Linked DNA regions of Homo sapiens: region 2 is linked to region 1. A link is an interaction called in ENCODE POLR2A ChIA-PET data of the cell type or tissue named here. Cell type or tissue: PC-3. All regions are shown on one strand. Each heading gives the region's core, and the rest is flanking DNA. Links, peaks and the distances in the headings are about the cores only. Region 1 overlaps CTNNBL1 (catenin beta like 1). Region 2 has its middle 18 kb from the start of LINC00489.

What was found. Peaks named below come from ENCODE experiments on the same cell type or tissue, not always from the same donor. Only the 100,000 strongest peaks of a DNase experiment are listed, where the experiment ranks them.
Region 2: POLR2A ChIA-PET joins it to region 1 with 5 read pairs; 2 of 35 experiments call an interaction of 5 or more read pairs at or near these places.

Annotation. Positions count from the first base shown.
Region 1 is chr20:37,739,050-37,744,433 of GRCh38, reverse strand. All of the region lies in intron 3 of CTNNBL1 (catenin beta like 1), which reads right to left. Among named protein-coding and RNA genes, the nearest start is that of CTNNBL1, 48 kb to the right of the region's middle. In PC-3, for the core only: no CTCF peak of the experiment used is centred there; a DNase peak (open chromatin) is centred at 3,173; H3K27ac peaks cover 2,308 bases.
Region 2 is chr20:37,602,299-37,607,682 of GRCh38, reverse strand. It overlaps the pseudogene GLRXP1. Among named protein-coding and RNA genes, the nearest start is that of LINC00489, 18 kb to the left of the region's middle. In PC-3, for the core only: no CTCF peak of the experiment used is centred there; no DNase peak of the experiment used is centred there; H3K27me3 peaks cover 3,699 bases.

The DNA of each region.
Region 1 (5,384 bases), core at 226-5,225:
ATTTCTTTTCCCTTTAACAAATGACACTAAGATGTATGCATTCCTAATTACTGTGTTAGGATAAATTCCCAGGAAGGAAAGGGACAAGTCAAAGAGTACACATGACTTAAATAGATTTTGATATATTTTGCCAGAAAAGTACCAATAGTGCATGAAGTGCCTATTTCCCCTTACCCTCTTCACAAACAGTATCTCCTCCAATTTGAGATAGAAAAGACAACTCATTTTGTATTTTGCATTTCTGATAGTAAGATGGTTAACATTCTTCTAATGTTTACTGTTTGTATTTCTTCTTTGCCCATTCTTATTAGGATGCTCACTTTGTTTATAGATTTATAAACACCGTATATTAAGGAAATTAATCTCTATCCTACACTGCAAAAAAAATAATCAGAGAAAAGTGTTTGCCCTTTAATTTGTACATTGTGCTTTTTGACATAAAGGTTTTTTTTTCCTTTTGACATAAAGGTTTTAAAAAGTTCAAGTAGCAAAATCTTTGCCTTTATGAACTCTATTTTACATGTATCCTGAGCAAGATATTTTCTGTGCTAAAAGAAGATATATTTTATGATGTATTTTTATGTTTATATATTTAAATATTTAATCTATCTGAAATTTATTTTAATGTATTGATATAGGGCACAAATCTAACTTTATTTTCTGCAAATGTTTGGCCAAGTGCTCCAATACTATAATCTATCTTTCCCCAGAGATTTAAAGAAATGTCATCTATCATACACTAAATTTTAATGTGTACTTTATTCTGTTTCTGGGTTTTTCACTCCATTTCATTGATTCGTCTGTAAATTCCTGAGTCAGGACCACACTTCCACATTGTTATAGCTTTATAGTATGTTTTATGTGTGTTACTGCAAACAACTCCCTTGTTGTTTTTATTTTTCAGTGTTTCCTTGCCTGTTCTCACTTATTATTCCAAGTAAATTTCATAACTATTTTAGCAAGATTTTCCCCCAATACCTTTTTTTTAAAAGGCTTCCTTCTCTGCTTGCAAATAGATTATTTTTTTAGATCACTTGAAGTGTGGAAGCTAAATCAGAATCATGACTCAGTAAGGCTGGTGCAGAAGGATTCAAATATTCCATGGGCCAGGAGATCTACATAATCCTTGAACCCAAAGGCCTCAACAAACCTCTAAGGCTTATTTGCCTTATGTGAGTGAGTGTATACAAGATTTCTGGAGAACAACCTGACAAAAGGTTTTTCCAGTTCACTTGGAAGAACTGGCAAGGGAGACTGGGCACTAAACAGTAAAAAAAAAAAAAAAAATTGTGCTGAGTGCAGTATAAGATCTGGTGATTTGGGTGATCGACAGCGAACGTGGTGGCTCATGCCTGTAATCCCAGCACTTTGGGAGGCCAAGGTGGGCGGGTCACTTGAGGTCGGGAGTTTGAGACCTGCCTGGCCAACAGAGTGAAACCCCGTCTCTACTAAAAACACAAAAATTAACTAGGTGTGGTGGCGCACACTTGTAATCCCAGCTACTCGAGAAGCTGAGGCAGGAGAATTGCTTGAACCTGGGAGGTGGAGGTTGCAGTGAGCTAAGATCGTGCCACTGCACTCCAGCCTCGGCAATGCAGTGAGACTCTGTCTCAAAAAATAAATAAATAAAGTAATTGAACGATTGTTAGTCACCTGGAGGGGTCTGTCCTTAGGCCTGTTTAGATCAAGTATTTTATTATTTTTTTTTAATCAATAACATGAGCAAAGATAGATAAAGGGCAAAATGAAAAAATGTTATATGACACAAAGCTTAAAGAGACAGTAAGCACAGCAGCTGACAGAATCAATTCAAAAGTTCCTGACAGGCAATAATGATGTGCCAAATCTAACCAAAGGAAAAATACCTGGGATCCACACAGAAAACTGCAATGAACCAAAAAGTCAAGTACAAATGTAAAGGCTGGGAGAGATACAGTTTCATAAGGGCACATGTGTTTCTTTCTGAACTTGATGGCTTTATTGAACCATAACTGTAATACAAATCAGAACATGAGCCAGTTCTGCCAGAGACAATTTCTTATTCATCTCTGGACATCCAGCACCTGACGCAGGCCTTGGTCCAACACAGAAACTTGGGAGATGCCTGTAAATGGGGGCACAGATGAAAACAGCTGCCACAAGTGCTACGGTGGTTTTAGGGTACTTAAAAGAGGACAATACAGAGTTATGCTGATTCAATGACCCTAAAACTTTGTGACATCTGTTCAAGGAACCATCTTTTAGGAGGGATGTGGAAACCAATTCAGGGAAACAACCAAGATTCTAAGGAGTCTAGATACATCTCATATAAGAATTTGTTGAAATGCTTTCTCATTCTGAGTTGAAATTTTAAGAGTCAAAGCTGCCAAATGATGGAATAGCTTTCTTTGGAAAGTTAGATCCTTCTCACTGGGATAGTTAATAAAGGATGACATTAAAAAAAAAAATACCAAGAGTTAGATGGTAGAATAGACTGTGCTTCTCAGTTCCTTCCAACTTTGAAATTCTTCTTCCAAATATGGTCTTAACCCAGTGCTTTTAAGTTTAGGAAGTCAGAAAATTATCAAAATAAAACAAACAAGCAGAGAATAAAACTGCAAGCAGGGAAATATTACAAAAATATACTGGGTCCAGTGTTATGTGAGTAACAAGATACCGTGAGAAATGCTGGACTTGGGAATGAGACTGACCTGGGTCATACTCCCAGCCATGCTATTTACTAGAGGTGTGGCCATGAACAGTGAATTGACAAATATTTACTAGGCACATACTAGGTGCCAGTCACTGTGTTAGGCACTGAGGATATAACAGATAAAATAATCCCAGTTTCTGGCCTCCATTAAATATAAATAATCTATTACAAACCATTAATTATAAGCATGCCTGGTACTACCAAGAGAAGTGTCACTGGAACACAGAGCGTGGTGTCCCAACCTGATCAAGGAAGACACAGAATATTAACTAACTTATTGCTAGACCCTGATTTCCTTATCTTCCTATAGTGAGGATTAAAAGAGATAATATATATACAGTGCCTAATAATAGCTGGCACATACAAGTACTCAATGAATCTATGTACCCTCAAGTTTGTTATAACAGTCGTCTTCTGTTTTGCCTGACCAAGCACAGCCTACTCATGAGCCTACTCATTTAAAGCACACACTACTATTTGCAGAGAACTGTCTTTAGGAATTAGGCATACCTTCAGCAATAGATGACTCACAGCTGGGGGAAAGGATAAAGTTAGAGGTGACGGGAAAGCAATAGAGCAACATATTAAAACAGTAACCCAGGCTGAGATGGGGTCATCGATTCCATCTAATATGACAGAGAATATTTTCCTAGGCTGCCCATGTGCATTTGCTTCAGACCAGCAGGATATTCTCCTTCAACCACAAGGGTGAATATCAGCAAATGACCAGCAAAGTTCAAAAACACTGGGAAAGCCACAGAAATTGGTAAGTCCTAAATGCAATCACTGCTGGGGGAACATGATGCTCCCTCCATCCAAGTAAATCAGCAGTTCTCAAAGTGTAGTCCTAGGACCCCAGGATGGGGTAGCGGGGTGGCTGGAGATCCTTTCAGGGAATTATAAGATCAAAACTATTTTATAATAAATCTAAGACACCATTTGCCTTTTTCACTCTCATTCTTTCAGGAGTGTACAATGGAGTTTTCTGAAGGGCTCCATGACATGATGACATCACTGCCCTGATGGCTAATGAAATGTGTGCTTGTCTATTCTTGTATTTGCCAGAATTTTCTAAGCACTTTGGGATATTCAATAATTTAAGAGTACAAGGAGATCCTGAGACCAAAAAGGTTGAAAATCAGTAAACTAAGTAATTCTGTCCCTGCAAAAATGAAGAGAAGAACTATTAAAGGACTTTCTAGGGAAACAGCACACTCTAGTCAATGTGGTGTTTAGGAGAAAGATCAGGCAGTGCAAATTGGAGGGTGCATAAGGAGAACTGTCAACTGAATCTCAAATGCAGTCAAATGAAGAGAGGCATTTTTGGGTATGCGATCAAAATGACAATTGGATATATGGGAAAATAAATTTGAATGTTTCTGATCTCAACCGGAAAGTTTCATCCGAATACACTCTAGCAATTTTCATCTTAATTTCACCTCGCTGATCTAGAGAATTACGAAAGACACTGCACCAGTGAGAATTCAAGAACTCAAGGTTAAAACACAATGTAGTTTCCTAACTGCTTTTCGACATGAAAAAAAAAAGTTCTTTATGCACAATTTCAATTTTCATATGCTCAGATTTTAAAACTAAAATAGTATATACATTTTGTCTGAATGGAAAACACTACCGATTTTTTTAAATAAAATCACATTGTCTTAAACCCAGTTAATGAACTGTAACACTAAGGTACCTAAGATGTAGATGGTGAACATAACCTGCAGAAACTCTGCTCCAAATTGAGAGACGTGTATCTACCAAGCGGGCGAAGGAAATACTGGTGTTCAAAGAAGTAAACTGAATTTCTTAAATTTCCAGTATCATTACCCGCAGCATAGCTTCCTCATAATGTATCCTTAGGTTCAAGCAATGGGGATGTAATAAAGACGACAGGGACTACATGAGCTCTCTCATGTTTACTGAACACCTACAGCAAGGCAAGTACTGTGGTAGGCACTAGAGACAAACAAGACACCGTCCATCTCCTAAAAGGAACAGAGTCTAATGCAGGAACCACTGAGTACAGAAATAACAACAAAACAAATGGCAAAGATGTTAAAGACTGATCACATGCATTGTGGGCAAGAACACAAGAAAAGAGATGCTGCTGCTGGGGGGAGAATTTAAAAATACAGTGAGAAAATTGGCAGTAGCTATCATTAAAATGTACATACCCTTCAATCTGGGAATTCAAAATTTAGGTATCTATCCTATGGAAATATATGCACACAAAGACACATGTACAAGTAGGTTCACTATAGCATTTTTCATAAAAGCCGATTTTAAAATAATCAAATGTCCATTAATAGAAAATAATTAAATAAGTCATGGTATTTCCAAACCATGAAATACTATGCACCAATTAAAAAAACACAAGGTAGATATGCATGTACCACCTGGACAGATCTGTTAGATGACCCAAAAAATCAAGGTGCAGAATATGCACAGTATGATTTAAGTAGAAACAAATACATTTGCATAATTAACTGTTCACAAGGTTCCTCTAGGCAGAGGAATGGAAAGGGATCAGAGTAGTGAAGGAAAACTTTCATTTTTCACTCTACTCATGTACCACTGGTATTTTCAGAATGACAATCTATTCATGCATTACTTGTGTAATTACACACACACACACACACACACACACACACACACACACAGTGCTCCTGTATGGTGGAGATCAGTACAA
Region 2 (5,384 bases), core at 194-5,193, 140 kb after region 1:
TTACAGGTGCCCGCCACCACACCTGGCTAATTTTGTATTTTTAGTAGAGATGGGGTTTCACCATGTTGGCCAGGCTGGTCTTGAACTCCTGACCTCATGATCTGCCCACCTTGGCCTCCCAAAGTGCTGGGATTACAGGCATGAGCCACTGCGCCCAGCCCCCCATGGTCTTTTTATCACTTAATCTTGGAAGTGACATCACATCACAGCCTACACTCAAAGGGAAGGGATCACACAAGGGTGTGAGTGCCAGAAGGCAAGCCCCTTAGGGCCATCTTAGAGTGTACGCCTGCCCCAGTGAAACTTTCAGCAAAGTCCCAGCCTCAGCCACATCCCACAGGGAGCTCTGGAGTGTAAAACAGTCTCCAGGCAAGGAAACTGGGCTTTCACACTCCTGTCCCGGTCTGTTGTTGACTAAGTCCCCCAAGGTGGGGCTTAACAGCCAGGCATTTCAGGTTCGTTCCATGGACAAGGCAGCTCCAGTAGCTGAAGAACAGGCCTCCAACGAAGGTCACAGGCATGAACTCTTCTCTTACAACAACGCATGGCCAGGCACGGTGGCTCATACCTGTAATCCTAGCACTTTGGGAGGCTGAGGCAGGCAGATCACTTGAGGCCAGGGGTTCGAGACCACCCTAGCCATTATGGGGAAACCCCACCTCTACCAAAAATACAAAAATTAGCAGACCATGGTGGCCCACACCAGTGGTCCCAGCTACTCAGGAGGCTGAGGCACAAGAATCACTTGAACCCAGGAGGTGGAGGTTGCAGTGAGCTGAAGTCGTGCCACTGCACTCCAGCCTGGGCAACAGAGCAAGACTCTGTCTCAAAAAAAAAAAAAGCACACAGAGGTCGGGGGAAGCACCCCAAATGTAAAAGATCCAATGGGCTCTAGAGAGAGCATCAATAGTGTCCCCTTAAAAGCGGGTAATTTGGAAACATTTACCAACATCAAGAATGCCTGTATCCTTTAACCATCAACCTCACTTCCAGAAATTTCTCTTACAAACTCACTGAAGAAACAGCCTGAATATCCATTAGTAGGGTCTGGTTAAGTAAATTATGGTCTGTTCACATACTGGATTATTATACAGCTGTTAAAAGAACTAATATGGGCCGGGCATGGTGGCTCATGCCTGTAGTCCCAACACTTTGGGAGGCCGAGGGGGGGTGGATCATTGGAGGCCAGGAGTTCGAGACCAGCCTGGCCAACATAGGGAAACCCTGTCTCTATTAGAAATACAAAAATTAGCCATGTGGGGTGTCGCACACCTGTAATTCCAGCTACTCAGGAGGCTGCGACAAGAGAATCACTTGAACCCGGTAGGCAGAGACTGCAGTGAGCCAAGATCACGCCACTGCACTCCAGCCTGGGCAACAGAGCGAGACTCTGTCTCAGAAACAAACAAACAAACAAACCCTAACATGAAAGATCTCCTAGACACATCATGAAGTAAAAAAAGCAGGGTGTAAAATATTAACTGTATTGGAAACAAAGGAATTATTTGTGTATATCTGGACTTGCAAAGGAATGGGAATTTTCAGGTGAAATAAACAATACATTATTATTGGTGAAAGGGAGACTGACAGCCTGGGGTGGGAGGGAGATTTTTCATCTTATGTCTTTAGCAATAATTGAATATGTAATTGTGTGCAGTGGCACAATCATAGCTCACTGCAGCCTCGACCTCCTGGGCTCAAGTTATCCTCCCAGCTCAGCCTCCTGAATAGTTGGGACTAAGGTATGCACCACCATACCTGGCTAATTTTTAAACTTTTTGTAGAGATGAGGTCTTGCTGTTGCCTAGGCAGGTCTCAAACTCCTAGCCTCATGTGATTCTCCCACCTCTGCCTCTCAAAGTGCTGGGATAACAGGCGTGAGCCACTGCACCCTGCATTGCAATAATTTTTTAATCGATTTTTAAACAAAAGAGAGAGTGAATCTGGAAACTCAAGTCCCTAGAAGCCACACATATGTTTGTGACTCTTCCTGTCACCTGTTCAGTGCTATGGGGGCCCAGCAGCAGTGGTTTCTGACCCAGCCCAGAGTTGTCCCTGGGAAAACTGGTTTGCTTCAATGAGATTGTATTGCCTGTCTAATTTGTTTCTGCTTTGTGTTTTATAATTTACTCTGAAGATTATATTGTATTTTTTATTTTACTCTAAATTTTTTACAATAGCCGTTGGCCAAAAGCATTAATGATCTGATTTTGAGAGCTGTGTAAATTACCAGCCTGCACCAGCCCATTTCTCTCTTGCCCTGTCTAGGTTGTCCTCCCCAGAGCCCCCTCTGGAGATCTGAGGAGCAAATCCAACCCCATGACTCCCACCTCTGCTGAAAGCTGCCATGGCTCCCTACAGCTCTCAGCATAAGCAATAACAATAAGAGCACCCACTCATTGAGTGCTGACTACAGCCCCAGCCCTGAGGCTCGTGCTTTACATGGGTTATTGCCTGGAGATTTCACAAAAGCCCTGGGAAGCAGAGATCATCTAAACCAGCAGTCCCCAATTTTTTTTGGTACCAAGGACCAGTTTCACAGAAGACAAGTTTCCCACAGAATGGTGGTCGGGTGGGGGAATGGTTTTGAGATGAAACTGTTTCACCTCAGATCATCAGGCACTGGATTCTCATAAAGAGCACAGAACCTAGATCCTTCACGTGCACAGTTCCCGATGTGGTTCGTGCTCCTATGAGAACGAAATGCTGCTGCTGATGTGACAGGAAGTGGAGCTCAGGTGGTGATACTCACCTCCTGCCATGCGGCCCAGTTCCTAACAGGCCACGGACCCGTACCAGTCCTTGGCCCCAAGGTTGGGGACCCCGATCTAAATGATTTTAAAGGTAAGAAAACTGAGTCACAGAGAGGTGGAGTTATTTTCCAAGTTTACACAGCCAGGATCTGGCTGAGCCCAAATCTGAAATCCTACTTGGCTCAAAGGGCTGGATCTGGGTTGAGAAAGCATAAATAGGGCTGGAGAGGCCAGTAGGAGTAGATCGCGAAGCACCAGATGCTGAGGGTGAGGATAATGGGAGCCAGAGGAAACAAGGACCCTGAGTCCTCTGATATCTGTTTGGAACCATCTTGGGTGCCCCTTTCAAGACCTGCATGGTCATTTCCCTCCAAAAAGTGTTTCCTGCTTTTGTAGTCCATGGTTATTCATTCATTCGTTCATTCATTCAACAAATTCACGTGCCAGACGCTGTTAAGTCTAGGGACACAGACATGGTCCCACCAAATCAGACAAGGTCCCACTCTCCAGGAGCTCTAAACTCTATACTCTAGGAGTATAAACCAACAGTGACAATTCAGAGATCCATGTTTGGGTTAGAGGAAGCTCAGGGAGCCGGGGGGTTGTAGGAGCGTAAAGGAAATATCCAAACAGTCTGGGGTTGGGGTCAAGGGAGACTCCCTAAGCAGGTGCTGCCTCAGTTCAGCTCTGAAGATGGCAGATACCAAGGTGAAAGGAGAAAAAGGGATAGGAAACGGGGCAGAAGGAACATTCCGAACAAAGGGAACAGCATGTACAAAGGCCTGGAGGAGAGATTCTTGAAAGAAGAGACTTGGCCTGAATTGTCGTCTGCCAATTCCCCAATGCCTAGAACACTGTCAGGCACACAGTGGATGCTTAATAAATATCAGTTGAGTAAATAGAGCATGGCATGTTCAGGGGGCTGCAGGTGATTCAGGGCAGCTAGATGATAACCTGCAAGGCAAGGAGAGATCATGCAGAGGCTGGGGAGTTCCATAGGGGCCAGGTTAGGAAAGGTCTGGAATAGCAAGTTTATAATTTTGAGCACCAGAGAGCTGCTGACGGGTCTTGATTTGGGACAGGGGTTAGCAGGGAGGGTGCTTCATTGGAATGGTTTTGAAAGACCCTCCGGTTCAATATGTGGAAAATGACCTGGGAGGGGCCAGGCGCGATGGCTCATGCCTGTAATCCCAACATTTTGGGAGGCCAAGACAGGATTGCCTGGGCCCAGGAGTTCAAGACCAGCCTGGGCAATATGGCAAGACCCTGTCTCTATAAAAAATATAAAAATTGGCCAGGCATGGTGGCTGATGCCTGTAGTCCTAGCTACTCAGGAGGCTGAGGTGGGTGGATTGCTTGAGCCCAGAAGTTCAAGGCTGCAGTGAGCTGTGATTGCATCACCGCACTCCAGCCTGGGTAACAGAGTGAGATGAAAGAAGAAAGAAAGGAAGGAAGGAAGGAAGGAAGGAAGGAAGGAAGGAAGAAACAAAGAAAGGAAGGAAGAAAGAAAGAAAGAAAGAAAGAAAGAAAGAAAGAAAGAAAGAAAGAAAGAGAAAGAAAGAGAGAAAGAGAGAGAGGGAGGGAGGGAGGGAGGAAGGAAGGAAAGAAGGAAGGAAGGAAGGAAGGAAGGAAGGAAGGAAGGAAGGAAGGAAGGAAGGAAGGAAAGAAGGAAATAAATAAGCTCAATACCCCAAGCAATGCCTGCAACTGAGGATTCCTCCCAGGGAGACCACAGCCCATTGGCATGGCTCAATAGTTTGTGAACTGCAAAATCCAGCCTGGGAAGCTGGTTGTGTTCATCAACCCCACCTGCCCATACTGCTGGAAGACCCAAGAGATCCTCAGTCAATTGCCCATCAAACAGGGGCTTCTGGAAGTAGTAGTAGTAGCTGTCAATATCACAGCTTACTAACCACACCAACGAGATTCAAGATTATTTGAAACAGCTCACAGGAGCAAGAATGGTGCCTCGAGTCTTTATTGGTAAAGATTGTATAGGCGGATGCAGTGATCTAGTCACTATGTAACAGAGCAGGGAACTGCTGACGTGGCTAAAGCAGATTGGAGCCCTGCAGTAACCACAGAGCAGGCCCCATGCTGATGTCTCTCCTCAAGAGCTGGATGGCATTGCAAATGATGACATCACTTCTTGGTGGATGAATTTGGGGGCACAAACAGCTTTTTTTCTTCTTTTGGCTCAGTATTTGAAAGTTGATCAACTTGTTCTTAACCACAGGGCCAAGAAGGTTGACGGACCATCTTGGTTTTCTTCTGGATGCGCTCTTTGGTTTTCAAAAGACTGTGACAAGTTCTGGCCTAGGATTCGCTCACTGACCCTCAATTGTTCTTTCTCTTTGGCACGCATTTCTTACTGTTCCCCATGTGTTGGCATGCCCCTACCTCTAAGCCGGTGTTTTTCAACTATGTTTATCCAGACTCCTTCTCCACAATGATGAATCCAGTTGGTTTTCTGCTACTGCCCATTAGCTGAAATAATTTCGCTGCTTGACTTTATGGAGTTGGTGTTATTAAATTAGTGGGTATTTTGAATGTGCTCTTTCAAACTACATGCATCTCTCCACTCAACCCCACCCCATCCCATCCTGCCTTGAGAATCACTGCTCTGAACCA